Regions from separate parts of the Homo sapiens genome. Here region 2 is linked to region 1. Evidence: read pairs that join two places in POLR2A ChIA-PET (ENCODE). Cell type or tissue: PC-9. All regions are shown on one strand. Each heading gives the region's core, and the rest is flanking DNA. Links, peaks and the distances in the headings are about the cores only. Region 1 has its middle 11 kb from the start of CNOT4. Region 2 overlaps LOC105375522 (a long non-coding RNA gene).

Region 1 (15,519 bases), core at 2,723-10,722:
TGCTGGTGGTATAGCAAAACAATGGTCAGCAAAACATGGTCCCTGTCCTCATAGAGCATAATGCCTAGTAGAAAAAGCAGAGATTAAATAATCATATAAATAAATAACTACAAGCATATAAACAGAATTTCATATATATGATTACAATTGGTCATGAGTACTAAGAAGATGTATAAAGGATGTTATGAGAAAGTTTAAGAGGGGAGCCTAATTTAGATTGGTGGGGAGAGGAGGGTAGTCTTTACCAGGTTGAGAGTGGAGAATATGCAGAGACAGGAGGTGGTTAAAAAAAACACTCACCACAGGCTGGGCACGATAGCTCACACCTGTAATCCCAGCACTCTGGGAGGCCAAGGCGGGTGGATCACCTGAGGTCAGGGGTTCAAGACCAACCTGGCCAACATGGTGAAACCCCGTCTCTACTAAAAATACCAAAAAAATTAGCCAAGTGTGGTGGCAGGTGCCTGTAATCCCAGCTACTCAGGAAGCTGAGGCAGGAGAATTGCTTGAACCCAGGAGGTGGAGGTTGCAGTGAGCCAAGATCACGCCACTGCACTCCAGCCTGGACAACAAGACCGAAACTCTGTCTCAAAAAACAAACAAACCTCACCATGGCCAGGCATGGTGACTCATGCCTGTAATCCCAGCACTTTGGGAGGCAGAGGCAAGCTGACTTGAGCCGAGGAGTTCGAGACCAGCCTAGGCAACCTGCCAAACCTGCCAAAACCAGCCTAGGCAACCTGCCAAAACCCACCAAAAATACAAAAAATAAGCCGGGCGTGGTGGCACACATCTATTGTCCCAACTACTCAGGGGGGCTGAGGTGGGAGGATCGCTTGAGCCTGGGAGGTTGGGGCTGCAGTGAGCCAAGATTGTGCCACTGCACTCCAGCCTGGGTGACAGAGTGAGACCTCATCTCAAAACAAAAACAAAAACAAAACAAAAAAAGCCTCACCAGAAGGTGTATATGGACTATGGTGAGTAAGGGGAAGGGTGGCATGAGGTGAATTTAGAGAAAGGCAAGGGCCAGGCCGGGCATAGTGGCTCATGCCTGTAATCCCAACACTTTGGGAGGCCAAGGTGGGTGGATTGTTTGAGGTCAGGAGTTCAAGACCAGCCTGGCCAACATGGTGAAAGCTGGTATCTACTAAAAATACAAAAATTGCTGGGCACAGTGGCTCACGCCTGTAATCCCAGCATTTTGGGAGGCCAAGGTGGGCGGATCACGAGGTCAGGAGATCGAGACCATCCTGGCTAATACGGTGAAACCCCATCTCTACTAAAAAAAAAAACATAAAAAATTAGCCAGACATGGTGGTGGGCGCCTGTAGTCCCAGCTACTAGGGAGGCTGAGGCAGGAGAATGGCATGAACCCAGGAGGCGGAGCTTGCAGTGAGCTGAGATTGTGCCATTGCACTCTAGCCTGGGCAACAGAGCAAGACTCTGTCTCAAATAAAAAAAAAAAATTAGCCAGACATGGTGGTGCACGCCTGTAGTCCCCGCTGCTTGGAAGGCTGAGGCACAAGAATCGCTTAAGCCCAGAAGGTGGAGGTTGCAGTAGTCGAGAACACGCCCCTGCACTCCAGCCTGGGCAACAGAGTGAGACTCTGTCTCAAAAATAAATAAATAAATAAATATAAAGAAAGGCAAGGGCCAGATTATCCAGGCCCTTGTAGATAGGAAACACAGCTCTTATATCACAGGAAAAGGAAAGCCTATGGAGGAAAGAGTCATGATCTGACTGACTTCTTGAAAAGACAATGCCACCCAATGTCCATCAATGGGAAAGTTATAAATTTAATTTCAGTGCTTCCATTTTCTGGAATATTACGTGGCTATATGAAAAAAAGAAAGGGAAAGAATGACATATTGACCTGGAGGAATGCCCATGATATGTTTATCAGGTAAAGAATAAATAAATACATTATAACGTAATATATTGTGTAATGTAATACATTTTTTAGAAATGAAAAGAACCAGTGCAAAATAATACAAATAGATTTCTATATAATCACAGAAAAAAGAATAGAAGGATTCATTACACATCAAACATTTAGTGTGTGTTGGTTACCTGGGAGGATTGTAATTAGATAGGCATAGAGGGAAAGCATAATATTTGCTTTATAAATTAACCAGGCTTAGTGGCCCATGGCTGTAGTCCCAGCTACTTGGGAGGCTGAGGTGGGAGGATCCTTTGAGCCTAGGAGGTCGACCCAGCAATTCTGCAGTGAGCTGTGATCGTGGGCAACAGAGACCCTGTCTCAAAACAAAATGGAAAAAGCAAAAACAAAAGCTTTTCTTCAACCTGAGGAAGTTGATTTTTAAAAAAGAAAAAAAACATTTTCTTTATAAATTGCTTCATTGGTTTTTTTGCATATGAATTCGTTTTATACATTTTTAAAAAATAGATCACTCAGCTTTGTGGAGAATGGATTGGAGAAAGGCAAAAATGAAAATGGAACAACTAATGAAGAGAATATTTCAGTCATCCAGATGGTAGTTCTGAATGTGGTGGTAGCAGTAAAGATAGGGGGAAAAAAAGGTGATGAATTCAAGATATATTTTTTTGGAGTTGAAATAATAGGACTTGGTGATGTACTGCACATGAAGTTCTCATCAATGACTCTCAGATTTTCGGGCTTCAATGGCCTTGTAGATAGTGGCTCCTTTAGTAAAAGGAGAATGGCGAATATTGAAATAGCATCTGTAGAAAGCAGAGCAACTTTATCAGAAAAACAGCAGGATTTCAGGGAAATAATGGCTTCTCATTTGAGACTCGTGAATTTAAAAATCATAGTGATTATGTCTTCCCCAACTTAGTGATTTTTCTTAATAATGTTTATTTGCTTGGTTTCTGCCAAAGAAACTACGTACAGTTGGGTTTATCTAGGCTGGAGGAGGACAATAAAAACAAGAGAGGGTTAAGGGGCAACCAGAATTATAGATTGTTTCCCATTTTTTAAGCCTTTTAAAATTATTAATATATAGATTTTAATTTTAATTTTTTTTGAGACAGCGTCTCACTGTGTCACACAGGCTGGAATGCAATATAGTACAATCTCAGCTCACTGCAACCTCTACCTCCTGGGCTCAAGCAATCCTCCCGCCTCAGCCTCCTGAGTAGGTGGGACTACAGGTGCACACCACCACATCTGGCTAATTTTTGTATTTTTTGGTAGAGACAGGGTTTCCCCATGATGCCCAGGCTGTTCTCAAACCCCTGGCCCAAGTGATGCACCCACTTCTGCCTCTCAAAGTGGTGTAATTACAGTCATGAGCCACTGCATCTGACCTAGATTTTTTGTCTTGGAGGTGGGAGTCTCACTATACTATCCAGGCTGTTCTCAAACTCCTTGCCTTAAGTGATCCTTCTGCCTCAGCCTCCAGAGTCGCTAGAACTGCAGGCATGAACCACCACACCCAGCTAGATATTTTAAATAAATAACATCATTTTCAAGTTACATTCTTGGGATATATTCTCAAATATAGACTTGCTAGGCCAAGCTTGTCCAACCTGCAGCCCACAGGCCACATGGGGTCCAGGATAGCTTTGAATGTGGCCCCACACAAATTCATAAACTTTCTTAAAACATTATGAGATTTTTTTTTGTGATATTTTTGTTTCAGCTATCCTTTGTGTTAGTATATGTTATGTGTGTCCCAAGACAATTATTCTTCTTCTAATGTGGCCCAGGGAAGCCAAAAGATTGGACACCCCTGTACTAGGCCAAAGGAAATGATCAGTTTCATGACCCTTGTTATGGCTAGATTGCTTTAATATTAATGCATTCTAAAGCCACTTTATTCGTGGGACTTTTTTTTTTTTTTCCAAAAACCCATTAATTTTGTGGGTTTTTTTCTGTTATTTAGTTAGTTTTAATCACTTACTTAGTATTTGAGTGTTAAATATTGGGTATATGGTGGTAAACAAAACACTAAACTCAGAGATCTTAGGGTTGAAAAGGAGAGACAGACCACAAGTAAAATAATAAGCAAATTACTTATACTGTCAAAGTATTAGGAAGGACAAAGAACAGAATGATAAGAGAAATATCAGGAAGGGATTTACTTTAGATTGGAAAGCCTCTCTGAAGAGATGACTTAATCTGAGATTAAAAGGATTTGAAGAGATTATCCATTTAATGAATGGCCTATGCCAAGACCCGAAGCAGGAAGAAGTTGAGCATATTCCAGGAATGGAAAGTTAGCCTGTGAAGTTGGGTCAGAGAACACAAAGGCAGAGTGGTAGGAGATGAGGTTAAGGAAGGAAGTAAAATCCAGATTATGCAGGGCTTTACATGAAGTTTGGATAAGAGACAATTGAATGATTTGAAGCTGGAGAGTGACACGACTCAATTTATCTTTTCAAAAGACCACTGGGGCTGTCATGTGGCAAGTAGATCAGAGATAGGCGGTGAATGGAGAAGTGGAGAGACCAGTGAGGACACTACTGCAGAAGTGCAGCCTGGAGATAATGCATGGCTTGGACCAGGGCAGGGCTGGGACTAGGTTAGGGGAGTAAGGCAGCGTTTGCCTTGGGCACAACATTTTAAAAATTTTTATTTATTTTATTTTTTATTATTATTATTTAGAGACAGGGTCTTGCCTAGGCTGGAGTGCGGTAGCATGATCATAGCACGCTGTAACTAAGATCTTGAACTCCTGGGCTCAAGGAATCCTCCCACCACAGCCTCCCAACTGCAGGCATGCAGCACCACCATGCCCGACTAAGTTTTTTATGTTTTATAGAGATGAGGTCTCACTATGTTGCCCAGGCTGGTCTCAGACTCCTGGCCTCAAGCAGTCCTCCCTCCTCAGCCTCCCAAAGTTCTGGGATTTCAGGCATGAGCTACCGTGCCTGGCCCTAGGGTATAAAATTTAAGCAAACATTTAAAAACTCAGTAATTAAGGTCAATAATGTTTAGATAAAACATTTTAAAAAGTCAAAGTTAATGCAAAAAATCCATGATGAACAAAATATTAAAATATAAGATAAAGACAAAATCCAAGGCTGGGCATGATGGATCACGCCTAGAATCCCAGCACTTTGGGAGGCCGAGGCAGGTGGATCAGTTGAGCTCAGGAGTTCGAGACCAGCCTGGGCAACATGATGAAACCCCATCTCTACAAAAATTATAAAAAATTAGCCAGGCATGGGCATGGTGGCGGACACCTGTAGTCCCAGCTACTTGGGAGGCTGAGGCAGGAGAATGGCGTGAACCCTGGCAGTGAGCTGAGACCACGCCACTGCACTCCAGCCTGGGTGACAGAGCGAGACTCCATCTCAAAAAAAAAAAAAAAAATTAGCCAGGCATAACACTTAATAGAATTGTTTGATTTATTTATGAATGTATGTATTTATTTATTTAGAGACAGGGTCTCGCTGTGTCACCCAGGTTGGAGTGCAGTGGTGCGATCTCGGCTCACTGCAGCCTCTGCTCTGCCTCCTACGTTCAAGCGATTCTTGTGCCTCAGCCTCCTGAGTAGCTGGAATTACAGGCGCATGCCACCACACCCAGCTAATTTTAGTATTTTTAGTAAAGAAGGGGTTTCACCATGTTGGCCAGGCTGCTCTCGAACTCCTGACCTCAAGTGATCCGCCCACCTCGGCCTGTCTAAGTGCTGGAATTACAGATGTGAGCCAACACATCCAGCCACTTCATAGCAGAATTTTAAAAGCATTTGCTTTAAAACATGACAAGGATACTCACTACTATCATGATTACTATTTAACATCATACTAGAGGGGCTAGCCAATGCAAAAAGACATAAAAAAGAAATAAGACATATATAAACTAGAAAGAAAGAAAAAACTCACTATATTCAGTTATAATGATTGTCAGTATGGAAAATATATGAATAAATAACAAAAACTAAAAGCAATTCAGTTCATAATATAAACATACAAAAACCAGCAGTATTCCTATATATCAGCCACAAGAATACAAAACCATATGAAAAATGCACATGACTAAATAGTAAGACTTGTTAAAACTTGGTAAGGAGTGTTTACAGAGTCATTGGGATTTGTGGCTTCCAGTAATAAAGAGCATGCAAGGTGATTCTGACCAAACTTCTCTCTTATTATGCGAAGGGGGCAGAAGAACACACACCACAAATGCTGCATAGTGTAAATGTAAAATAAGATTTAGTGGGGAAAAAATACTGGCAGAGATGCAGCAAAGCATTATTCCCTATTATCCCACAGAGACACAACTTCCATAAATAGGCTAGGTATACTCCCCTCCCAAAAAAGGGGCGATTCCAGGTGATAGACTGCACTCCTGTGATGTTTTACCTACTTACTGAGAATGGGAAATAGGGAGTAGGCAATTATATAACAATGAGAACTTCCTGGTTGGGAATAACCTTGTTAGAAAGGAGCAGCTCCTGGAGTTCAGATTCTGATAATATTCCTTTTCTCAGACCTGCTGAAGCAGGTTCTTGCTAGGCTACTTGTCTGATTAGCTATTGCCACAAAAGTGCTGTGTAATAACTACCCCCAAGATATAATGGCTTAAAGCATAGTCAGTTATTTTCTCCAACTGCAGGTCAGCTGAGGGTCAATGGATCTAAGCTAGGTTCATCTCAGCAACTCTGCTTCAAGCTGTAAGTCCAGCTGGGATTGGCTCCTCTCTGTGGGTTAGGCTCAGGATTGCTTTCATCTCTGTTCATTCTGGGGCCCAAGGTCAAGAGGCAGCAGCTTCCTGAGGAAAGCTCTTCTCATGGCAATGGCAGAGGTGCAGAAAGGCAAGCCCAAATATGCAAACTTTTTTTTTTTTTTTTTTTCCTGAGATGGAGTTTCGCTCTGCCGCACAGGCTGGAGTGCAGTGGCATGATCTCGGCTCACTGCAACCTCTGCCTCCCGGGTTCAAGCGATTCTCCTGCCTCGGCCTCTGAAGTAGCTGGGACTACAGGCACTTGCCACTATGTCTGGCTAATTTTTGTATTTTTAGTAGAGATGGGGTTTCACCATACTGGCCGGGCTGGTCTCAAACTCCTGAGCTCAAGCCATCCACCTGCCTTGGTCTCCCAAAAGTGCTGGAATTACAGGCATGAGCCACCGCGCCCAGCCTTGCAAACATATTTTAAGCCTCTCTTTACACCACATTTGGTAACATTTCAGTAGTCAAGGCATGTTACCTGGCCAAGTTCAACATTATAATAATTGGGAAATAGAGTCCTCTCCTGGAGGGTGAGAGAAATGAGTGAATATTTACTGAACACTAATTAATGTACCACAGTAATGAAAAAGAAACGAATGAATTTCCAGTACCATCCAGATTTGTCTTCACTTTCTGGCTCTTGAAGGTCATTAAAGATAAGTCCTTTATCCTTTCATTAAAGATAACTAACAAGAGATTTGATAAATACCAGAAGCATTTGCTAAAAAGCATAAAAGACATAAAAATAGCCAGGCGCGGTGGCTCAGGCCTGTAATCCCAGCACTTTGGGAGGCCGAGGCGGGCGGATCACGAGGTCAGGAGATCGAGACCATCCTGGCTAACACGGTGAAACCCCCATCTCTACTAAAAGTACAAAAATTTAGCCTGGCATGGTGGCGGGCGCCTATAGTCCCAGCTAATCGGGAGGCTGAGGCCGGAGAATGGCATGAACCCAGGAGGTGGAGCTTGCAGTGAGCTGAGATCGGGCCACTGCACTCCAGCCTGGATGCCAGTGCAAGATACCATCTCAAAAAAAGAAAGAAAGAAAGAAAAAAAAAAGACATAAAAATATAGTCAACCTTGAAATGAGAAAAAGTTGGAGCTTAAGTAAGTGAATTGAAGCTATTTCCATTCAAGGGGCATTTGGTCATCCAAAAAAGGCATCTGAGAGACAAGGCTGCCTTCTGCCAATTGCCGAAGGTAAAGAATCCTCTGGCAGCCAAAGATAAAGATCTCCCTCCTTGTTAAATATTATCTTTAAATATACTACTGCTTTTACCCAGGGGCCATTTGCTAGTCTAAGGGGAGCAGCTGAAAATGAGTAGCTTCATGGAACCTGAGGCTAGAGGAACAGGAGTTGGAGGTCAACACATGCTGAAGGTGGGGGCTCTCTGCCCTTGACTGGGACCCTGAAATGCCCTACTTAAGAAAGTAAGGGGGCTGGGCGCAGTGACTCATGCCTGTAATCCCAGCACTTTGGGAGGCCAAGGCAGGTGGATCACTGGAGCTCAGGAGTTCCAGACCAGCCTGGGCAACATAGAGAGGCCCTGTCTCAAAAAAAAAAAAAAAAGATTTTAGCTGAGCACCCTGGCACACCTATAGTCCCAGCTGCTCAGGAGGCTGAGGCAGGAGGATCATTGATTGTCCAGAAGTTCAAAGCTGCAGTGAGCTATGATCATGCCTGGGTGACAGAGTGAGACCCTGTCTCTAAAAAAAGAAAAAAGAAAGTAAGGGTAGGTCCTCAGGCAATGCAGGAAATTCAAAAACAAAAAAATAAAAAGGAAGGATAGAAACTCAACTTTGGAGAGTAATCTTGGTAACTGGCATTGCAGCATTGCCTTGGACTACTAGCACCATCGGGTTCTTGGTAGAAGGAAACAAAAATGCCCTGGAGGAAGCCTATATTATCCTAGCTTTTAAAGTATACCTGAAAGAAATTTTTAAAATAAAATGTCAGCTGGGCACAGTGGCTCATGCCTTTAATCCCAGCACTTTGGGAGGCCAAGGCAAGAAAACCACTTGAGCCCAGGAGTTCAAGATCAGTCTAGGCAACATCGTGAAACCCTGTCTCTTTAAGAAAAATACAAAAATTGGGCTGGGTACGGTGGCTCAAGCCTGTAATTCCAGCACTTTGGGAGGCCAAGGCGGATGGATCACGATGTCAGGAGTTCAAAACCAGCCTGGCCAAGATGGTGAAACCCCGTCTCTACTAAAAAAAAAACTACAAAAATTAGCCAGGCGCGGTGGCTAACCCCAGCTACTCGGGAGGCTGAGGCAGAATAATCGCTTGAACCCGGGCGGCAGAGGTTGCAGGGAGCCGAGATTGCGCCACTGCACTCCAGCCTGGGTGAGAGAGAGAGACTCTGTCTCAAAAAAAAAAAAGAAAGAAAAATACAAAAATTAGCCAGGCATAGTGGCGTGCACCTGTAGTCCCAGTTACCTGGAAGGCTAAGGTGGGAGGATCACCTGAGCCCAGGAGGTTGAGGCTACAGTGAACTGTGATTGTTCCACTGTACCCCACCCTGTCTCAAAAAAAAAAAAAAAAAAAAGTCCAAGAAGCAATAAATTATGGAATATACCTGAAGTCAAGACAGTGCAAATCAGGCCTAACAAAACAAACAAAAACACAACAGAAAGCAAAATCCACAGAGACACTAAATATTAGAATTACTAGAGAAAAGTTGTAAAACAATTACATTTTCTCTTTTAGTGTAAACAAAAGATTAACTTTAAAAATCTCTGCAAGGAACTAGAAACTATTAAAAGTGACATTACAGAGTTAAAAAGGATCCAACTAGAAGTTTAAAACTGATAAAGGTAATCACCAAAATTAAGAACTGAGGCTGGGCGTGGTGGCTGAAGTCTGTAATCTCAGCACTTTGGGAGGCCAAGTAGGTGGATCACTTGAGGTCAGGAGTTTGAGACTCGCCTGGCCAACATGGTAAAACTCCAGCTCTACTAAAAATACAAAAATTAGCTCGGCGTCGTGGCAGGCACCTGTAATCCCAGCTACTCAGGAGGCTGAGGCAGTAAAATCACTTGAATCAGGAGGCAGAAGTTGTAGTCAGCCGAGATTGCACCACTGCACTCCAGCCTGGGTGATTGAGCAAAATTCCATCTAAAAAAATATAAAAAAAGGAACTCAGTGTATGGCTTTAACAGATGATTATGCAGAGCTGAAAAGAAAATTAGTGAACTAGATGGTAGAAGATTTATTCGTAGTAAAACTCATAGAGATAAAATGAAGTAAAATACAAAATAGAGAAGAGATATATATGATACAAAGAAATGGTCTAGTATAATTAGTATCCCTGAAGAGAAGAGAGAGAAAATGGAGTTAAGGCAGTATTTGGAGATAATGGCTGTGAATTTCCCAGAACTGATGAGGGACCTCAATTCATTGATTCAAGATGCCCAGTGATTCCCAAAAAGGTAAAAGAAAGGAAAGAAAGCTATGTGTGTTCATTCTGGGGCCCAGACTGAAGGGGCAGCAGTGCTTACTATAGTCGGCATATATTGAGTCTAACTTAATCCAATCTGATGGTGACTGTCTTTTATTTTGTTATTTTCTAATTTTTAAAAAGTTTGTATAGGGACAAGGTCCTGCTATGTTTTCCAGGCTGGTCTCAAACTCCTGAGCTCAAGTGATCCTCCTGCCTTAGCTTCCTAATATACTAGGATTACAGGTTCGAGCCACCACACTCAGCCTGATCACTATCTTTTAATTGAGCTGTTTGAACCATTTACACTTAATATAATTATTAATATGGTTGGATTTAAATCTACCATATTGCTAGTTGTTTTCTATTTGTCTCATGCTTTTTTGGTCCTTTTTTCCTACTTTCTTTTGTATTGGGTATATTTTATTCTATTTTATCTCCACTATTGGCTTATTAGTTATAGCTCTTTTAAAATTATTTTAGGTCAGGCATGGTGGCTCACACCTGTAATCCTAGCACCTTTGGAGGCCAAGGTGGGAGGATCACTTGAGCCCAGGAATTTGAGATCAGCCTGGGCAACATGGCGAGACCCTAGCTCTAAAAAAAATAAAAACCATAGCCAAGCTTGGTGGCACACACTTGCAGTCCCAGCCACTCAAGAGACTAAGAGACTGAGGCAGGAGGATCACTTGAGCCCAGAAGGTAGAATCTGTAGTGAGCCATGTTCTCACCACTGCACTCCAGCCTAGGTGACAGAGCAAGACCCTATCTCAAAAAAAAAAAAAAATTTTAGTGGGTGCCCTAGAGTTTACATCTTTAATACATTTTTAATACATCACAGCCTACCTTCAAATAATATTGTACCTTTTCACATATAATAATCTTACAACAACGTATTTTAAATTCCTTCTTTCCCATCTTCATACTATTTTTGTCATATATTTTACTTTTACACAAGTTATAAAGCTCCAATATATTGTTACTATTTTGCTTTAGACATCAATTATCTCTTTTTTTTTAGACAGTCTCACACTATTGCCCGGGCTGGAGTGCAATGGCACAATCTCGGCTCACTGCAATCTCTGCCTCCCGGGTTCAAGCAATTCTCCTGCCTCAGCCTCCCGAGTAGCTGGGATTACAGGCACCCGCCACCGTGCCTGGCTGATTTTTTGTATTTTTTAGCAGAGACGGGGTTTCACTATGTTGGCCAGGCTGGTCTCCAACTCCTGACCTTGTGATCCACCCACCTCGGCCTCCCAAAGTGCTGGGATTATAGGCGTGAGCCGCCATACCTGGCCTGATTATCTCTTTAAAATAAGAAAAAACATGTATTTTACAGTTACCTTTGTGTTATCTTCGTACGTTTAGCTCTTATTTGTTTATATGGATATATAAATGTTAGGTATCATACTTCAGCTCAAATAACTTCCATATTTCTTGTAATTTGCCAGGTGCAGATTACAAATTAGCCAGGTGTGGTGGCTCATACCTGTAATCCCTACTCAAGAGACTGAGGCAGGAGAGAATTGCTTGAGGCCAGGAGTTTGAGTTATGATTGCACCACTGCACTCCAGCCAGGGAGACAGAATGAGACTCTATCTCTTAAAAAGCTCAAATGTGGCTGGGCGTGGTGGCTCACGCCTGTAATCCCAGCACTTTGGGAGGCCGAGGCGGGTGGATCACGAGGTCAGGAGATTGAGACCATCCTGGCTAACGTGGTGAAACCCGTCTCTACTAAAAATACAAAAAAATTAGTGGGGCGTGGTGGCGGGCACCTGTAGTCCCAGCTACTCGGGAGACTGAGGCAGGAGAATGGTGTGAACCTGGGAGGCGGAGCTTGCAGTGAGCCGAGATCATGCCACTGCACTCCAGCCTGGGGCGACAGAGTGGGACTCTGTCTCAAAAAAAAAAAAAAAAAAAAAGCTCAAATGTAAATTTAAAAAAAAATTTCTTGTAATGCAGGTCTTCTGTCAATTCTCTCAGCTTTTGTTAGCTTGAAAAAGGCTTTACTTTGACATAATTTTTGAAAGATGTTTTCCCTGTGTATGAATTCAGAGTTAACAGTTTGAATATCATGTTAGCCATGGAGGTGCACCACTCGTATGTCCCTCAAAGAGAACCTGCTGCAGAGAGCACAGTTGACAGATAATCCCAGATGCTTCATCTTTGAATCTACCACACCATTCAGCTACATAAAGCACTGGAAAAACCACTGAAGGCACAGCTTAAGCACCAGCTTAGAGACAGTACACCATAAGAGTAGGATGCCATCCTTCCAGATGCAGTATAAATATTAAATCAGAGTCGATGTGGCATAGTGTCCTCACTAAAAATATGTGGGTCCAGGAAATGAGGGTGAAAGCAGGAGCGGCCCCATTTCCCTCACTCCCAATGACCTACTGGGGATTTTGTGCTTCTGTGATGCTGGGCTCTAGAGGGTTATAGGTCCTAGTACCCAAAAAGGCCACTTGCTTGCCAGAGGAAATAGCAAGGGTACCATTGAACTATAAGCTACTGCTGCCACCTGTGCACTTTGAACCCCTTATGACCAGGGACCAACAGATAAGAAGAGTTACCATATCAGTGCAGCCACAGTGGTTCACGCCTGTAATCCCAGAACTTTGGGAGGCCGAGGCGGGCAGATCACTTGAGGTCAGGAGTTCAAGACCAGATCAGCCTGGCAAAAATGGTGAAACCCCATCTCTCTATAATACAAAAATTAGCCAGACATGGTGGTGGACATCTGTAATCCCAGCTACTTAGGAGGCTGAGGCAGGAGAATCGTTTGAACCCGGGAGGCGGACATTGCAGTGAGCCCAGATGGCACCACTGCACTCCAGCCTAGGCTACAAGAACAAAACTCCATCTCAAAAAAAAAAAAAAAAAAAGGCCAGGCACGGTGGCTCATGCCTATAATCCCAGCACTTTGGGAGACTGAGGCGGGCAGATCACGAGGTCAGTAGTTTGAGACCAGCCTGACCAATACGGTGAAACCCCGCCTCTATTAAAAAATACGAAAAAAAGAAAATTATCTGGGTGTGGTGGTGCGCACCTGTAGTCCCAGCTACTCAGGGAGCTGAGGCAGGAGAATCGCTGGAACCTGGGAGGTGGAGGTTGCAGTGAGCCAAGATCACACCACTGCACTCCAGCCTGGGTGACAGAGCAAGACTCAGTCTCAAAAAAAAAAAAAAAAGAAGAGTTACCATCTCAGCAGGGATAATTGACCTGATCATCAGGGGGATGTGGGCTACTTTTACACAAGGGGCATGGGAGTATACATGTGGAACACTTGGGCATCATCTTGATGCTTCCTTGCCCAATTTTAATTGAGAGTGGGCACATGCAGCAGTCCTGGCCTGAAGAGGTGATAGTTATAAAGCACTCAAATGCCTCTGTAATTAAGGTTTTAATTACACCTTCTGGAGAGCCTCTAAGACCAGCCAAGGTGAGGGCTGTGGATAAGAGGAGTTTAGAATGGATAGTGAAGGAAAGAGAGAAAACCTGTTGCAGCTCCGTGACCATATGCATCCCCTAATAGGGACTGTATTTCTTTCCACTAACCCCCATCTTCTAAGTTTACCTTCAGGAAGAGAGGCCCACAGGAAATTGGGAGGAGTTGTTCCCTAAACACATATGGGAAAGTGGATCTGTGCAGTGTAAGAGGTGGACAGTGACAGTCATGAAGTTTTGCTACACGGATGTCCCTTCAAGAAAACTTGCTGGCCAGGTGTGGCCAGCAAGGCATGAGGCCAGCTCATGTCTGTAATCTCAGCACTTTGAGAGGCCAAGGTGGGAGGATCGCTTGAGCCCAGGAATTGAAGACCAGCCTGGACAACATAGCAAGACCCTGTCTCTAAAAATAAAATTTAAAAATTAGCCAAGTATAGTAGTGCCAGCTACGCAGGAGGCTGAGGTGGGAGGATCCCTTGAGCCCAGAAGATCAAGGCTGTAGTGAGCTGTGATTGCACCACTGTGCTCCAGCCTGAGTGACCTAGCAAGACCCCATCCCAACAAAAAAAAAAAGGAAAAAGAAAACTTGCCTTGGGGACCACAGTTAACTCACACATCTTTGGGTCCACAGCAGTTTCTAGTCATAACCGTTCGGGTGTGACTTTGGGAGGAGTGGCTCAGGTGGAATGAAGAAAATGACCATTCAGGTGAGGAGGTCAAGGAACTGAGAAGTCATGTGACAGGAGTTGGCTTGGATAGCAAAATCACAGTATGGGCAAGTGGATGAGGGAGAAAGACCACGAATGCAGATGGCATTAAAGAGTAGGGAGAGGTCCCATGCTCAGTGGCTCAGACCTGTAATCCTAACACTTTGGGAGGCCAAGGTGGGAGGATTGCTTGAGGATTGCAGGAGTTCAAGACCAGCCTGGGCAATAAAGCAAGACCCAGCCTCTATAAAAATTTTTAAAAATCACTTGGGTGTGGTGGCGTGTGCTTGTAGTCCCAGCAGCTACGAGGGAGGCTAAGATAGGAGGATCGCTTGAGCCTAGGAGTTTAAGGCTGCTGTGATTGGTGATTGTGCCACTCACAGTACTCCAGAAATGAACAAAAAGAGTAGAAGGAGAGGGTAATATAGCCAAATGTCATGAATTCTGAAGAAACCAGTTTACAAGAGGAAAAACAATATTTTTTATTATTTTACTTTAAAAATTTTATTTTTTTTTGAAACAAGATCTCACTCTGTCACCCAGGCTGGAGTGCAGTGGCACAATCATGGCTCACTGCAGCCTCAACTTCCCAGGCTCAAGCAATCCTCCTACCTCAGCCTCCTTAGCAGCTGGGACTACAGGCATGCACCACCATGCCCAGCTACTTTTTAATTTTGTGTGCGTGTGTGTGTGTGTGTGTATGTGTGTTTAGCAGATACGGGGTTTCACCATGTTGGCCAGGCTGCTCTTGAACATCTGAGCTCAGGTGATCCACCCACCTCGGTATCCCAAAGTGCTGGGATTACAGGCATGAGCCACTGCGCCCAGCCCATTTTTTAATTTTTTTGTGGAGATGGCGTCTCACCATGTTGCCCAAGCTGGTCTGTAACTCCTGAACTCAAGTGTTCCTCCTGCCTCAGCCTCCCAAGGTGCTGGGATTACAGGTGTGAACTTGTGCCTGGTGGAAGAATCAATAAAAGCCTGAAAGCAAAAATAAGATCAAGAAGAACACCATGCTATCTCTGTTTCCTAAAGTATGTGGGGTATAAGAAAATAAGCACCTTCGGCCAGGCTCAGTGGCTCATGCCTGTAATCCCAGGACTTTGGGAGGCCGAGGCGGGTGGATCACCTCAGGTCAGGAATTTGAGACCAGCCTGGCCAACATGGTGAAACCCCGTTTCTACTAAAAATACAAAAACTAGCCAGGCATGGTGGCGGGCACCTGTAATCTCAGCTACTCAGGAGGCTGAGGCAAGA
Region 2 (15,519 bases), core at 4,271-12,270, 250 kb after region 1:
CTGGGCTCCAGGCTTAATTATGTGGCTTATTTTCATTCTTATAAAACAATAGAAATAGCTACTACATGGTAGAAATTTTTTTTTCCCACTGGGGATGTAGCCAGCACTTTGGAATGTTAAGCCTCAAGACTCTTACAGTTAGAAGAGAAAGTCCCCCAAACATAGCCATTAGCAGCCATGAGAGCCATGGGAGAATATTGATCATAGAGTCATAGAATTTTGGCATTGGGAAAAGTCACAAGTAAAATATAAAAGGCAGCCTCTCTACCACAAAATCCTATCATATTGTTTTTCTTAATCCCAGAAATTTTCACCAATGTTGACTTTGGGGAAATGATTAAATAATTTTGTGTCTGTTTTCCTGAAGATGAAATGCTTCAGAGGGTAGAGTCTTCATTTGTTTAAAAGAAAAAAAAAGTGTCTTCAGAGGACCTTGTATGCTAGATTATAAAATACAAATTCCAGTGCATCTTGAAAGGGTGGGTGTACTTTGAGCAGAACAAAAATGGAAGAGACTGAGTGAGAGAAAAAAAATACAGGCTATCAGTTAGATAGATATTACCAGAGAATCAGTTTAAGAATAAAAGGATGGGCTGACTTTTCATGAACTTTACTGGTCGATTAATTCAAATGGACAAATTGTTTGGAAAGAGAACACAGTTAAAACAGCAATCAGCACAAAAAAAGGAGTAAAGACTTGCCAGTGAGAGGGAAGAATAATTGTGTTAGAAGCACGACTGGGGCCGGGCGCGGTGGCTCACACCTGTAATCCCAGCACTTTGGGAGGCCAAGGCGGGCGGATCATGAGGTCAGGAGTTCGAGACCAACCTGGCCAATATGGTGAAACCCCTTCTCTACTAAAAATACAAAAATTAGCTGGGTGTGGTGGCGCTTGCCAGTAGTCCCGGCTACTCACGAGGCTGAGGCAGAAGAATTGCTTGAATCCGGAGGCAGAGGTTGCAGTCAGCTGAGATCGTGCCACTGTACTCCAGCCTAGGCAACACAGTAAGACTCCATCTCAAAAAAAAAAAAAAAAGAAAAAAAAAAAAAAGAAGCACAACTGGGTGGTATTGGGTTCATGTTACTTTAAAAGTGAATTTTACCAAGTGCATGAAGGACTCAGCATAAAGCCCACATGTTGGTCTTCACTGCGTCAGAATTAGTATGATTGCTTTTCAGCCTATTGGGGAGGGATGGAGATTGGGCAGAAATATGATGTGATGGTGTTGCCAGATTTAGCACATAAAAATACAGGATACCCAGTTAAATGAGAATTTAAAATGAACAATGAATGACTGCTTAGTATAAGCATATCCCAAATATTGCATGGGATATACTTATATACTGAAAAATTATTTACTGTTCATCTGAAATTCAGATTTAACTGGGCATCCTGTGTTTTATCTGGCAATTCCTTCTTGAGACTCTCAAAGAAGCCAACATGCTGAAACCCCATCTCTACTAAAAATACAAAAATTAGCTGGGCATGGTGGCACATGCCTATAGTCCTAGCTACTTGGGAGGCTGAGGCAGGAGAAACGCTTGAACCTGGGAGGCTGAGGTTGCAATGAGCTGAGATGGCACCACTGCACTCCAGCCTGATGACACAGTGAGACTCTGTCTCAAAAAAAAAAAAAAAAAAAATAGTAGTGAGGTTGATGGTGTTGGGCTGCCGTATTTCTCTTTTCTTCTTTTTTCTTTTCTCTTCTCCTCTCCTCTTCTCTCCTTTTCCTTCCTTCCTTCCTTCCTTCCTCCTTCCTTCCTTCCTTCTTTCCTTCCTTCCTTTCTCTCTCTCTCTTTCTTTCTTTCTCTTTCTCTCTTTCTTTCTGTTTTTTTTTTGATAGCATCTTGTTCTGTTGCCCAGGATGAAGTGCAGTGGTGCAATCATGGGTCAGTGAGGCCTCTACCTCCTGAGCTCAAGTGATCCTCCCACCTCAGCCTCCTGAGTAGCTGAAATTATACGCGTGCGCCACCACACCTGGCATTATTTTTGTAGAGACGAGGACTCACCATATTGCCTAGGCTGGTCTCAGGCTCCTGGGCTCAAGTGATCCTCCTGCCTCAGCCTCCCAAAGTGCTGGTATTATAGGTGTGAGCCACCATGCCCAGCCTTCTGCCTTATTTCAAATGGAAGATGCCTGCCCAAGCCTGCTTCTCTCATACCTTTTCTTATCTGTCTGTAGTTTCTCAAAGAGTCAGGAAATCCAATTGCCTTTGAGAAGCCTAGGCAGCCAAGGAAGGAGAGAGAAGTTTCATAGGTCATTGCTGTAAGAAATTTCTTTCTCCTGTTCCCTTTTGTCTTGCTCCAGCAAGAGGAACAGCACCCTCTTTAAGGATTTAAGGACGGAAGGAAATTTGGGTAGATAAAGCCGGCACACACCGTAGCTCGTGTCCTGGGGAGATAATGGCTCTGAACCTGCTAAAATAAATGGTCTGCTTTGTTCTTGAATAATAATCAGTTGGCAGCTTTGTTCTGTCTTCCCAGCAGCTGGATGAGATTTTGATTTCAGAGGAAAAAGAGCGACCTAGGGCTGACCATATTGGACAGAGGGAGAAAGGAAATTTACAACAGCCTCCCGTGTGTGGTGAGAGAGCCCCTTGCTGTAAGGTACTGCCTGCCCCACCCACCACCTGTCATAATGCCTAAAGTTCTGCCATTAAGTCTTAAGGTTAATGACCTTCTTCTTTATTTATTTATTTATTTATATTTATTTTTGAGATGGAGTCTTGCTGTTGCCCAGGCTGGAGTGCAGTGGCACGATCTCAGCTCACTGCAACCTCTGCCTCCTGGGTTCAAGCGATTCTCCTGCCTCAGCTTCCCGAGTAGATGGGATTACAAGCACGTGCCACCACGCTCGACTAATTTTTTTGTATTTTTAGTAGAGACGGGATTTCAACGTGTTAGCCAGGATGGTCTTGATCTCCTGACCTCGTGATCCGCCCACCTTGGCCTCCCATAATGCTGGGATTACAGGCATGAGCCACCATGCCCGGCCCCTGACCTTCTCTTAAAAAATAAAACAAAACAAAACAAAAAACAAATATTCTGGAGAAACACAACATATTAAGTTATTACCCCTTTAGAATAAAATTGTTCGTTGGAGTTTTTCTAACCCCACATTTGGCTGAAAGCAGTCTTGAAGTTATTGGATCCTAGGACAGGTGATTTTTATAGGTGCTGAGTGACCGAGAGGTTGATCACATAGAGAGATAATATAAAGGAAGCCCAGAAATAGAAGGATCTGGATAGTTCAGGAAAATGGAAGAAGTGGGAGACTAGCTGGAGCTACCCATGCAATTTTCCACTGAGAATGAATCATGTTGCCTCTGTCCTCCTAGAAGTTCTCTGAGTCCCAACGTTTTCCCTCTGCTTCATTTGTCCAGCTGACTGAATGTTTCTAATTCAGGTAACAGCACAATTTGGGGCATGATGAAACTAGTTGCAAAATTCTCTAGATCATGGCGTGAATAAAGGTTAGAGGTTCCAGGACCATAGCCTATTGCCAACTGTCCTTGAAATGTGTCCTCTAGGTTTTAAAGGGCAAAGGATGTGTAGCTTTCCCCCTCCATGTGACAAAAGTACCTGATTCAGTGACAATATGGACTTTAGAATCAGAAAACCAGGGGGCAAGCCCTAGTTTCTTTCCTTGTCAAGTGGAATGGCATCAAACAAGCATGATTGTTTCCTGCTCTGCAAGACAGGAGTAAAAATCCTGGTTTGTCTCTTTCATAGGGAGGTCAGGCTGGGCTTTACCCAGTTGTCAATAAGTAGAGTTTGCTGATTGTGACCACAGCTGTGGATGGAGAGCGTCAATTTCCTAATCAAAGGGAAGCCCATTCGGTGGCTCTGCCTCTATCGTCCCTGGTGAGGGCAGTGGTCTCTAAAGCAGCACCTTGAATGTAAGAGCTGCTAATCAAAGAACAAGTGACATAAATTAGTCCAAATGAACAAATGGTGAAGGCCTTCTTATCTCTACTTCAGCTCATCCCAGGACGTGGGATGCTGTGGTCCAGCCAGGATGTTCACAGGGATTATCCATTCTGGGACATCACATTATCACTAAGTGTACCCAAGGGCGTGGGATGGGTACCAGTTAGTCAAAGTTTCATTAAATAAGCCCTTTCTGTGGGAAAGGACATGAGAACTTGGACACCATTGTTTGTCTCTAGCACTGATCTTCCTAGAAACTCTTCTTTGCTACTAGAAAGTATCTTTTCATTTTCTGGTTAAAAAACAACAACAACAACAACAAAAAAAACTACCAGTGTAAAATATCATTGGCTATCTCCAAAATGATCAAATGAAGGTGACTATCTAGATGATTCAGGTAAATTTGGTGGATTTGGGTATCCTATGCATTGATATGGGGGATGTAAATGGACAGAAAAAACGACGGGTAATATTCATTGAAAGCCTCTGTGTGCCAGACCCTGCACGGAGTGGCTACACATATTACTGCATTTAATTCTCATAACAACCCCCTGGGGTAAGTACTATTACACCCACTTTACAGATGAGGAAAGTGAGGTTCAGGGAAGTCAAGGAACATTCCTATGCAGTTAGGAAGTAGCAGGGCTGAGACTGAAAACCAGCAATATTTGATTCCGAAGCTCATCCTCTTAACCCCCACGCAATTATTTACCTCTTTACCTTGTCTTCCTATCTTGTAATTTCCAATCAATCTATCAGGAAACGTATCCCTCTTGCCCTTGAATTACCCGTGTTTTCTTTCTGCTCTTGGGCAACCCTGTGTTAAACTCCAGAGCGAGCCTCTGCCACACTGGAAGGAGATTGGCATTTGGTGTTGAGCTGTGGCCCATGCAGGCTTGTGAGCAGACTGGGCACCCTCTCTGGCAATGACTAAGGGTGCTGCAGATGCCCCTGCAATCCTTAGGGTGGGGACATGGAAGGCAGAGCTTAAAGGGCCAGGGATGAGATGCCCTGTCACCATGAGGCTCTTCCTGAAGCTGGCAGGGGTCCTGCCCCCACAATGTCAGAGCTGTCCCCTGAGCCCCAACTCCACAGGTCATCCAGGGGCAGAGCTGAAGTTTCTCTTCTCACTTTCCCCTTCTTCAAAGTGGGCAAACTGATGTGATACCAAGGGACAAAAGGATGAGGAAATGTATTTTGCCAGTTGTTTCGAAAACCTCAGAATCCAGCCCGTGCCTCCTCAGTGCAAGCCCTCTTGTAGAGGCACTCCTGGCTGCCACTCCTCGTCTTTCTCAAATCAGCACCACATCTCTGGGAGGCCATCCCTGAAGAACCAGGCTGGCTTAAAGTGCCCTCCCTCTGTGCATTCTGCTGTTTGCATGCATTATGAGTGCAAGAATGCCATTAGTGCATTTAGACCAATTTACTTGTCATTCTCTCTCTGCCTAGACTGGATGCTCTCCCGGGGTTGGGAATACCTCAATATTAGCCCTTAACAAATACTTTGTGCATTTTGATGATCTGAGCTAATAAGGTGAACTGAAGAAAAAAATCATTATCCACTTCTAAGGGTGGCGGTGGCTATTGTATTTTGGCTGTTTGTTTTAAATACCCAACTCTTCCACCTTTTAAGCAGAACTGTTCTTCGGAATTTTTAGATGTCTTAGGAAGTTTCCTTGCCTCATTCAGATTACTGGGTCATGATTTAGTGTTCCAGGGAATTCCAGGGGAAAAAAAATCATTTTCCTTCTGTAAACCCTAATGTCCACTGCTCTGATAAAGGATCCCAGCTGTGACAAGGAGATTATTTACTTGAAACTAATGAGCAGAGCTAATTACTGCAGTGGACTTGGGCAGGGACAGAGTGGGACAGAGTGTACCAGAGCAGGCTGCTGGCAACCGTTCCAACCCTCCAGCTGGCAGCTGAGCCAGGAGCCCCCAGACATGTCAGCGCCTTTTGGTCTTCCAATTGCCTGTTCAATAGCAAACAGATTTTAAGATCATGGTTTGGGGCTCAATTGTCTGACAGGAGCCAAGAATGAATTTCTGTGGCTTGTTCTTTTCCTCACTGGTTCCAATTTTTGTAAAATATATAAGAATTAAAGTCTGACTTTTTTGAGGGTGTGGGATTTGGGATCCACCCCTCCCTTCCACAGCTTTATTTCTCACAACTCCTACATGATTCCTCTCCTCGAGAGCAGGAAACCTCTTTCTCACCCCTCACTCACAAATGCCTGGTTCCTAGGGCTGAGGCTTCTCTAGGCGAGAATATTCTCTCTGCCTGGAGTCTGAGCCACGTAAGCTCAAGCTCTCCTGCCAACAAGTTGTGCCACTGACGCTACCTCATGATATTCATGCCTTTATTTGGCATTCTGAGCTGTGTTTGTACCAGATTCCAAATCGCATTATAACCCAGGTAACAAACCTGCCCATGTACCCCCTGAATCTAAAAATAAAAGTTAAAAAAATCTAATTATAATTAACTACATGGGACATCCAAATTCTTTCCTATTGTGGGATTTTGTTAAACTGGGACCTGAGAGGAGGCCATAGTGGTATGAGGTGAAAATGAAGAGTTCATGTTCTATAAAGGGCTGAATTCAGCACCTGGCACCAGTTATGTACCTTTTTTAGACATTTCATTTCAGTACGCCTCTTTAGAGCATAGACTGTGAAGCCCAGTCCTGTTTTCTATGCTGTATGAGACAAACACACACACATGCATTAACCACGATCTGTGCTCTCAAAAGCTCTGCACTACAGTGGGGAGTGGCAAGACACACAGGCATAGAAGGTAGGAGAGTTCTAAGGTGATGCAGGGGCTGCAGGAGAGAGACGGCGTGGAGAGCGGGCCAAGGAGTGCCAGGATTCAGTGAGCAAAGGCCAGCTATGGGTGACGTGAGCTGGAAAAGGCTTAATGAGGAAGAATGGTTGAAAAATATAGGCTCTGTTTTGCCAGAGACTATTGGAGAAGGGACTCTGGGCATGAGAAAGGGTGTGTGGAAGCCCAGAGATGGTTACTATGGCAACAAAGGATGCCAGGACCACTGAGGTGCAGGTTCTGATGGGCATTGGTAAGGTCTGTAGGAGATGAGGGGATGATGGCACCTGGGGATGCATCATTAGGGAAACTCTCAGGGGCCTGAGCAAGGATAACTTCATGAGAAGGGTTAGCAGATGGCCAGCATTTCGACATCTGCGTAAGGAAAACACTGGTTTTCCTTGAAAGTATGGTGTAAGAAGCATCTCCCAGCTTAAGCTAGAAGCAGGCAGAGGAAGGGAGCCTCTGTGTTGGAGAAACATGTGACCAAAGTGTGCCCTGGAAAATGGCAGGCAGCTAAGGTGACAGTGGAAGAAAGAGGTGAAAATGGCCCACAACAAAGGCAAGTTAGCACCAAGAATTGGAGCTTCACAGGACAAACCACAGGGGTTGTTGTGGGAAGCTCTGGCACGAACGAAAGTGGGCACCTAGTTTTTGTTTGTTTGTTTGTATTGAATTAGTAAACACACTCTGCGCTTTGAATCCTTAAGGACAAATAAGGTATTGTCATGGATCTAAGTTCTTGAATTTTTTCAAAAAAACTTAGAGATTCTTATTCCATACAACTGAGTCAAGTGATAGGTCAAAATAAAGGGGAAAAAAGTTGAGGAATCAGTACAAAAATAGGACCCCTATATTTTAAATATTTTAACTTAAGACATCAAATGTACATTTATCTCCTAATATTTTAATATTGAGTCTAGGCTTTTTCTTTGACCACAGGTATGCTGATTTGAGCTCCTTCTCTTCTTTCTTGTATGAGCCACATTCATAATGGATCCAATAATGGCCACAAATAAATCCTTTGCAACTCCTCACAATGAGAGGTGGAGTCCAATTTTTCTTTGCTTGAATCTGGGCTGGCTTTTTTCTTGACCAGTAAAATGCAGTGGGAGTGACATTCTGAAATTTCCGTGGCTGGGGTTGAAACTCTTCTCTGGGTTCCTTGGAATCCTTGCTGAGAACCCTGAATTACCATGCAGGAAGTTTACTACTTGGAGTTCACATGCTTAAAAGGTTACATATTGGTGCCAGCTGATCTCAGCCTCCCAGCCATCCCCATCAAGGCATCAAGGTGCAAGACATGAGTGAGGCCATCCTGGGCCCTCATCCTGGAAGCAGCCTAGCCCATCCACTATCAAATGACCTTTGCTGATACCATATGGAGCAGAAAAATTGAATGGCTGAGCCCTGTGTGAATTCCTAATTCACAAAATGGTGAGATATAATAAAATGGTGGTTTTATTATATTCATATATATTTATTCTTAACATTGGTTTTAAGCTACCAATGTTTAGAATAGTCTGCTATGTTACAGATGCCTGGAACTTTGTTGTAGAGAAGGCTGGGCACATGTTAACAGAGCTGAGAGAGACCTAGAGGTCAGTTATTTCAACTCCCTGATTTGCACATAAGAATTCTGAATATTGTCAGAGGCCTCCAGAAACTGAGCACAAAATGCAGCAATCACATAGAAGGTGCTGGAGCTTCCTTACTTCAGCTTTACCTCCCCTGCCCTTGATGGTGAAGCGTCTCTTGTGTTTACCTTTCCTGGATAACCCCACTGGAAATGTGCCCTAAGCAGAGTAAGATGTATGGATGGTCAACCATGTCATCTTGTCCATGTGAAGTTGTTCCAAAAATCTATTTTTTAGGGACAGTGTCTGTCTGCCTCCCAGGGCCACAGAAGCTCTCTTAGGTCTAGGACTGCATTTTCTGTTTGTCTGGCTTCACTCCTCTTTCCATTCCTTCTAGAGAGCCTACTACAGAGAGGGTCCCTCTACCCCACTGGGGGCAGCATCCCAGCCTAAACAAGGAGATTCTTAGTCTATACACTCGTAGACAATCCTATGACAGGCCCGGTTCCATAAGCCTGTGACCAGTGAAGTCACACAGGGCCCCATACACAAAAGAACCCTGTGCTCAATTTAGTGTTCTGCTGTTGCCGTCTCAAAATTCTTAATACATTTTGAACAAGGAGCCCTGGCTTTTCATTTTGTACTGGGCCCTGAACATTAAGTAGTTGGTCCTGCTGGTGACTCATACTCGTGTGGTGGGACCAGGAGCCTCAGCTATTTCATTAGTTCAGCCTGTACTATCTCACTGGGGACCAGGTGGAGAAGTTGCATCAGCAAGGAAGGACAAACCACATGAAAACTGAATACTGTATTCATGTTTCCCTCTGTCTGACAGATCCCCTCAAAGATCTTAAGAACAGATACTCCCAACCCCTGTATGTAATTAACAATGTGCCCTAATCCTCTGGTAGAATTAACCGGGTGTGAGGGATGCTAGGCTGGGAACGCGGCTGGAGACAGTGTCCTGTAGCTCAGGCCTAAAACAACAGAACCTAGAATGTGCTGAATCCCAGCTCTTCTTCCCTAGGAACCAAGCTGAGGAAGCTCCTTCTCCACCAGCTGGGTTTTTTCTACTCGGGGAGATAGCAGGGGACAGGGAGGAGCAGGGGTGTCAGGCACGCAGAGCTTCTATAATAGGCCAGGGAGGAAATGAAGAGCTAGGACCCCACCTAGAGTCTTGATAGTTTAGGAAGCTCGGCTGGACTGAAGGAGGCCCACAGCCCCTCCTGCAGCAAATGTGAATCCCACTCCTCATAACAAATCATTGCACATGTGCTAATCATTTTTAGCGCCATCCTCCGCCTGCCATTGGCTTGTCCTTTTGCATATCTGCCCCCGTTCAAACACAGCTGTCTCTTTTTTGTCTACCAGCTGTCTCTCAAAAAATCAAAAAGTCTGGGTTGGAGGCCTAGCTAATGTTTCTTTGCTTTTTCTCTATCTCTTTATTGTCTGAGAACCATGATACTCAAAGTGTGGTCCCTGAACCAGCAGCACCAGCATCACCTGGGAAATTGTCAGAAATGCTGATTCTCGAACCTCTTGAATCAGAAACTCTAGGGTGTGGCTGGTAATCTGAATGTCTAACAAGCCCACCAGGTGAGTCTAATGATCACTCCAGTTGGAAAACCACTCTCTTTGAGACATATGACAGCAATAAGGCCCCCTACCAGCCCCCAAAATTTCAGAGTTGACACCTGTGTGATGGATGAGGTCTTATTTTTGAAAAGGAAAGAAATAGTAACTTTTAGGTACAACACCCCTCATCCACGCACACACAAAAGTACACACAAAGTGGAAGAATGCCTGGCTCCTCCCTCCTCCTCTGTTTACCATCTGTTAGCCATGCTTTGAGTTGTTTGAACAAGAGAATCAGTGTCAGAATAAACTTGCTTGTAGGGTGTCTGGAAGGCAGGTGCGGCCTGCCACTTCTAATGCAAGCTGAGAACAAACACGGCATACTGAGCCCAAATCGGCCTTCTGCTGCTAGAGACAGAGGTAGAATTTATGTTTTGCTGGGATGATACCCCCTAATGTGCTGCCTTACCTTGGGGCCTTAATTAGAAGCAGCAGTGGCCCTCGGGCCTGCTGAGCTTCTATTTGATGTGATTGCACAAAAGAGCTGAGATGGAAAACTAGAACTTTTGTTTTTTCACACATTCTAAAAAGCTTTTTCATAAAAGCCCCTTTCTTGTTTCTTGTTTGCTGTCACATGCACCAAGATAATTTAAAAAAGATTTATACAGGGTAAACAATTGGTAAAATCTGTCTTTCCCTTGTTTGTTCTAGTATTATCAGGTTCAATTTATTTTTTCTCTGCCCCACCTCCTCTTCCTCGCAAGGACCCTCCCATCTGCAGCCACCTCCCATTTATTTACCACTGCCTCCCTGTGGGTCCCTTTTCCTTTTCCTTGGGTCTTTCTAGAGCTATCCTAGTGTTTAGTGTTGAAAGCTTGAACGTTTAAAAAAATATTCAATACAAAAGTGAAAAATATCCACCTAAAATGTGGGTGTTTTAATTTCATAATTGCGCCCCTCTGAATTGACCTGATAAATGAAGCTAAAAAGCTGTGGAGATGTAATTGGCTTGCTTTATACCCATAGAAGCAATGGAGGACACACCACAGGCTGTTAGACACCAGCAGTAACCTGTATGAAATGCATAATAAGGAGCAGGAAAGAGATGTGACTATGTTCCTGGATCTACCACGTGTGTTGTGTAAATAAATTCATGATCTCAGCCCAGTGGCGTTCTTGGCTCAAAGCAAGTCCTAATTAACTGTCTACTGTGTGGCACTTCCTGCATAGCAGAGTAGCCTTACCCTTGGTTAACAGGAACCTCATAAGAACTGATGTTTTCTGACATATCAAGGGGGTCTTGCACCTGGACTTGTGGAGCTGTGTTAATCAGAAAGATAACTCTCGTTGTTCTCTGTCTTGACGTCTCTGGGCTTTCAAATTGTGGCTTATTCTTGTTTGTTTTTGAGGCAGAGTCTCACTCTATCCCCAAGGCTGGAGTGCAGTGGCACAATCTCGGCTCACTGCAACCTCTGCCTTCCGGGTACAAGTGATTCTTGTGCTTCAGCCTCCCGAGTAGCTGGGATTACAGGTGCGTGCTACCACGCCCGGCTAATTTTTTTGATTTTTAGTAGAGACAGGGTTTTGCCATGTTGGCCAGGCTGGTCTCGAACTCCTGGCCTCAAGTGATCTGCCCTCCTTGGCCTCCCAAAGTGCTGGGATTACAGGCATGAGCCACTGTACCCAGACTTGTTAGTTTTCAAAATTCACTTAACTTCCTTTAAGCATAAAAGGGAATTTATTGGAAGAGTCCTGGAGTATCACACAAAACCCAAGGCCAAGAACTACAGCCAGAGCTACGTGAAGGCCTGGAACCACGAAGTGAGTGCAAAACCTTCAAAAACCTATTCAAGAGGTTATTTCATCCTCACTTTTCTCTCTCTGACTCTCTCTCGCTTGGTCATCTGGACTCTGCTTCTTTTTCCATATTTGATCCCTGCTGCTTTTTCTCTGTAGATCAGCTTTCGCTTCCTTGGCATGAGCAGCGACAAACATGGTGGCCACAAAATGGTAGACTTTGCTGCCTAGTTTGATGGGGAGACTTGAGGATGTTCCAACACCCAATAGTTGGTGGATAAGCTGAGAAGACTGGGTTAGGAAAGTTGTGACATAGGCTGTGGCCAGGCCAGAGTCATGTGGTACCATTCCTGCTGTGGTTCATTTTAGCAGACAGGGATTTGGCTGTTAAGAAAAATTATCTCAGATTTGGACATAAGGCAAAAGGAGGGCCTTGTTTCTTTCAATGTCATGTTGGAGTGGTGTTTAATCCCTTCAGGGCTCTTTTTTATTTTATTTATTTTTTATTTTTTTGAGACTGCTGTTGCCCAGGCTGGAGTGCAGTGACGTGATCTCGGCTTACTGTAGCCTCCACCTCCTGGGTTCAAGTGATTCTCCTGCCTCAGCCTCCCGAGTAGCTGGGATTACAGGCGCCCACCATCACACCCAGCTAATTTTTTGTATTTTTAGTAGAGATGGGGTTTCTCCATGTTGGGCAGGCTAGTCTCGAACTCCTGACCTCAAGTGATCCGTCTGCCTTGGCCTCCTAAAGTGCTGGGATTACAGGCATGAGTTACCGCCCCCAGTCCCCCTCAGTGTTCTTTAAGTATCCAGGGGAATGTACCTTTATTTGACTCACTTTCAGTCACTTATTAAAGGCCCTGACTCTGTGAAATTACATGCTAACTTGTCGACCTTTGCAGTAGAGATGCAAATAATTTCTTTCTGGTAGGAAAGATAACCAGACATTATGGTTTTAGTTTCTAGCAGCACACAGCACATGAGCCAGTTTTGTATCTGATTTAACAATCTTATTCCAGGCGGGGCACAGTGACTCATGCCTATAATCCCAGCACTTTGGGAGGCCGAGGCAGGCAGATCACTTGCGGTCTGGAGTTCGAGACCAGCCTGGCCAACATGGAGAAACCCCATCTCTACTAAAAATACAAAAATTGGCCAGGCGTGGTGGCATGTGCCTGTAATCCCAGCTACTCGGGAGGCCGAGGCAGGAGAATGGCTGGAACCCGGGAGGCAGAGGTTGCAGTGAGCTGAGATGGCGCCACTGCACTCCAGCGTGGGTAACAGAGGGAGACTCCATCTCAAAAACAGAAAGTGAAAAACGAAAAACAAAAATCAAAAACCTATTAAAAAAAAGGAAAAGATAATCATTAAATTCAGGATAATGGTTAGCTTTGTGGAGGGTGGGAGGGTATAGTGAATGAGAAGGAACACTCAGGGATTTTCTAGGGTACAGGCAATATTCTGTTTCTTGAAATAGTTGATAGTTACTTGAAAGCTCTTTTTTTTTTTTTTTGAGATGGGGTCTCTCACTCTGTTGCCCAGGCTAGAGTGCAGTGACATGATCACAGTTCACTGCAGCCTTGACCTCCCTGGGCTCATGTAATCGTCCCACCTCAGCCTCCTGAGTAACTGGAACTACCAGTGCATACCACCATGCCCGGCTAATTTTTGTATTTTTTGTAGAGACAGGGTTTCGCCATGTTGCTCAGGCTGGTCTTGAACTCATGGGTTCAAGAGATCCACCTTCTTTGGCCTCCCAAAGTGCTAGGATTGAAAGCTCATTTTAAAATAAATCATGGACTATATGTTGTTTTGCATAAAATAAAATACTTTTATTTGTAAAATAATAAAATACTACGTATCTAAATTTGTGAGATGCAACTAGAATGGCATTTGGGGGGAAATTTATAGCCTTAAATGCTTATATTATAAAATAAGAATGGCTAAAAGTCAAGGAACTGAGCATCTAAGATGTTAGTAAGAGAACATTAAAATAACCCAAAGAAAATAGAATAAGGAAAACAATAAAGACTTGAGGAGAAACTAATGAAATAGTAAACAAATATAGGCTAAAATATAAAATAAAAATGATTAATACAAAGAATTAGTTCTTTGATATGAGTAATAACATTAATAAACTTCTGTCAATATTGATAAAGATCTAAAGAGAGAAGACAGAAAGTCAATATTAGGAATAAAAAAAGGAGCAGGTAGCAGATGCAGCAGAGAGTATAACAATCATAAAAGACTACTGTAAACAAATTTATGCCAATAAAGCAGAAACAGGAGAAATAGAAAAATTAACAGGAAAATATTAAAGCTGATTTATTTATTAAAGCTGTTTTAAAATTAAAAGAGAATTTGAATAGTTCCATAATCATTAAATACGTGACTAGTATAACTAATCTTTCCATTAAGAAATTGCCAGCCTAAATAGTTTTAGAAGAAGGTTTTATCAGACTTGAAGAAACAGGTTACTAATATATTACACAAGCCCATGCAGAGAATAGAGTAGAGGAAATGCTTCCCAACTGTGTTGATGAAGCTAGTAAAAAAATTTCCATACCAAAAGCAAATAGGTACAATATGAGAAAGGAAAATTATAGGCTGATCGTACTCAAGAACCTAGATGTGAACATCCTAAACAAAATATTAGCAAACTGAACAAATAATATTTACATATAAAAGACAACCAATCATGACTACACTGGAAAGAGGCTTATCCTAGAAATGGAAGACTGATTCACCACTTGAAATCTGATATACTTGACCATATTCACAAGTCAAATGAAAAAATCCACATGGCCTTCTCTCAAAAAAAGCAGAAAACTGTTCAATAAAATATCAATTTATGAAAAGGACTTTTAGAAAACCAGGAATTAAAAAAACTGAACGTGGTAAAGGACATCTATATACATACAATAACTTATAACAAACACTATACTTAATGATGAAATAGAAAAAACAGGAATAAGACAAGAGTTCCTACAAAAGACCCCAAATAGCCAAAACAATCCTGAGCAAAAAGAGCAAAGCTGGAGGTATCACGCTACCTGACTTCAAAATATACTACAAAGCTCTAGTAATCAAAACAGTGTGGCACTGGCATAAAAACAGACACATAGGCTAATGGAACAGAAAAGAGAATCCAAATATAAATCCATGCATTTACAGCCAACTCATTTTCAACAAAGGCACCAAGAACATGCAGTGGTGAAAGGACAGTCTTTTCAATAAATGTGGCTGGGAAACTGCATGACTATATGCAGAAGAATGACACTAGACCCCTGTCTCTTACCATACCCAAAAATCAAAATGGATTTAAGACTTTAAGACCTGAACCATGGAACCACTAGAAGAATACATTGGAGAAACGCTCCAGGACATTGATCTGGGGAAAGATTTTTGTGTGTGTAAGACATCAAAAGCACAGGCAACCAAAATAAAAAGAGACACTTAGGACTACATCAAGCTACAGTGCTTCTGCACAGAAAAGTAAACAATCAACAAAGTAAAGAGACAACCCAGAGAACATGGGAAAATATTTGCAAACTGTCCATCTGACAAGGGGTTCATAACGAGAACATATGAGGAGCTCAAACAACCCAATTGCCAAAAAAAAAAAAACCCAAATAATCGGATTTTAAAATGGGCAAAAGATCTGAACAGACATTTCTCTAAAGAAGACATACCAATGACCAAACAGGTATGTGAAAAAATGCTCAACATCACTAATCATTGGAGAAATGAAATAAAAACCACGAAGAGATATCATCTCACCCCAGTTAAAATGGCTTTTAGAAAAAAGATGGAATAAC

What was found. Peaks named below come from ENCODE experiments on the same cell type or tissue, not always from the same donor. Only the 100,000 strongest peaks of a DNase experiment are listed, where the experiment ranks them.
Region 2: POLR2A ChIA-PET joins it to region 1 with 18 read pairs; 2 of 35 experiments call an interaction of 5 or more read pairs at or near these places.

The regions. Positions count from the first base shown.
Region 1 is chr7:135,512,932-135,528,450 of GRCh38, forward strand. No RefSeq gene overlaps it. Among named protein-coding and RNA genes, the nearest start is that of CNOT4, 11 kb to the left of the region's middle. In PC-9, for the core only: no CTCF peak of the experiment used is centred there; no DNase peak of the experiment used is centred there.
Region 2 is chr7:135,763,391-135,778,909 of GRCh38, forward strand. LOC105375522 (a long non-coding RNA gene) reads left to right here. Exons shown (of 3, transcript XR_001745032.2): 3 at 7,695-7,789. Among named protein-coding and RNA genes, the nearest start is that of FAM180A, 22 kb to the left of the region's middle. In PC-9, for the core only: no CTCF peak of the experiment used is centred there; DNase peaks (open chromatin) are centred at 9,051 and 11,061; H3K27ac peaks cover 2,916 bases.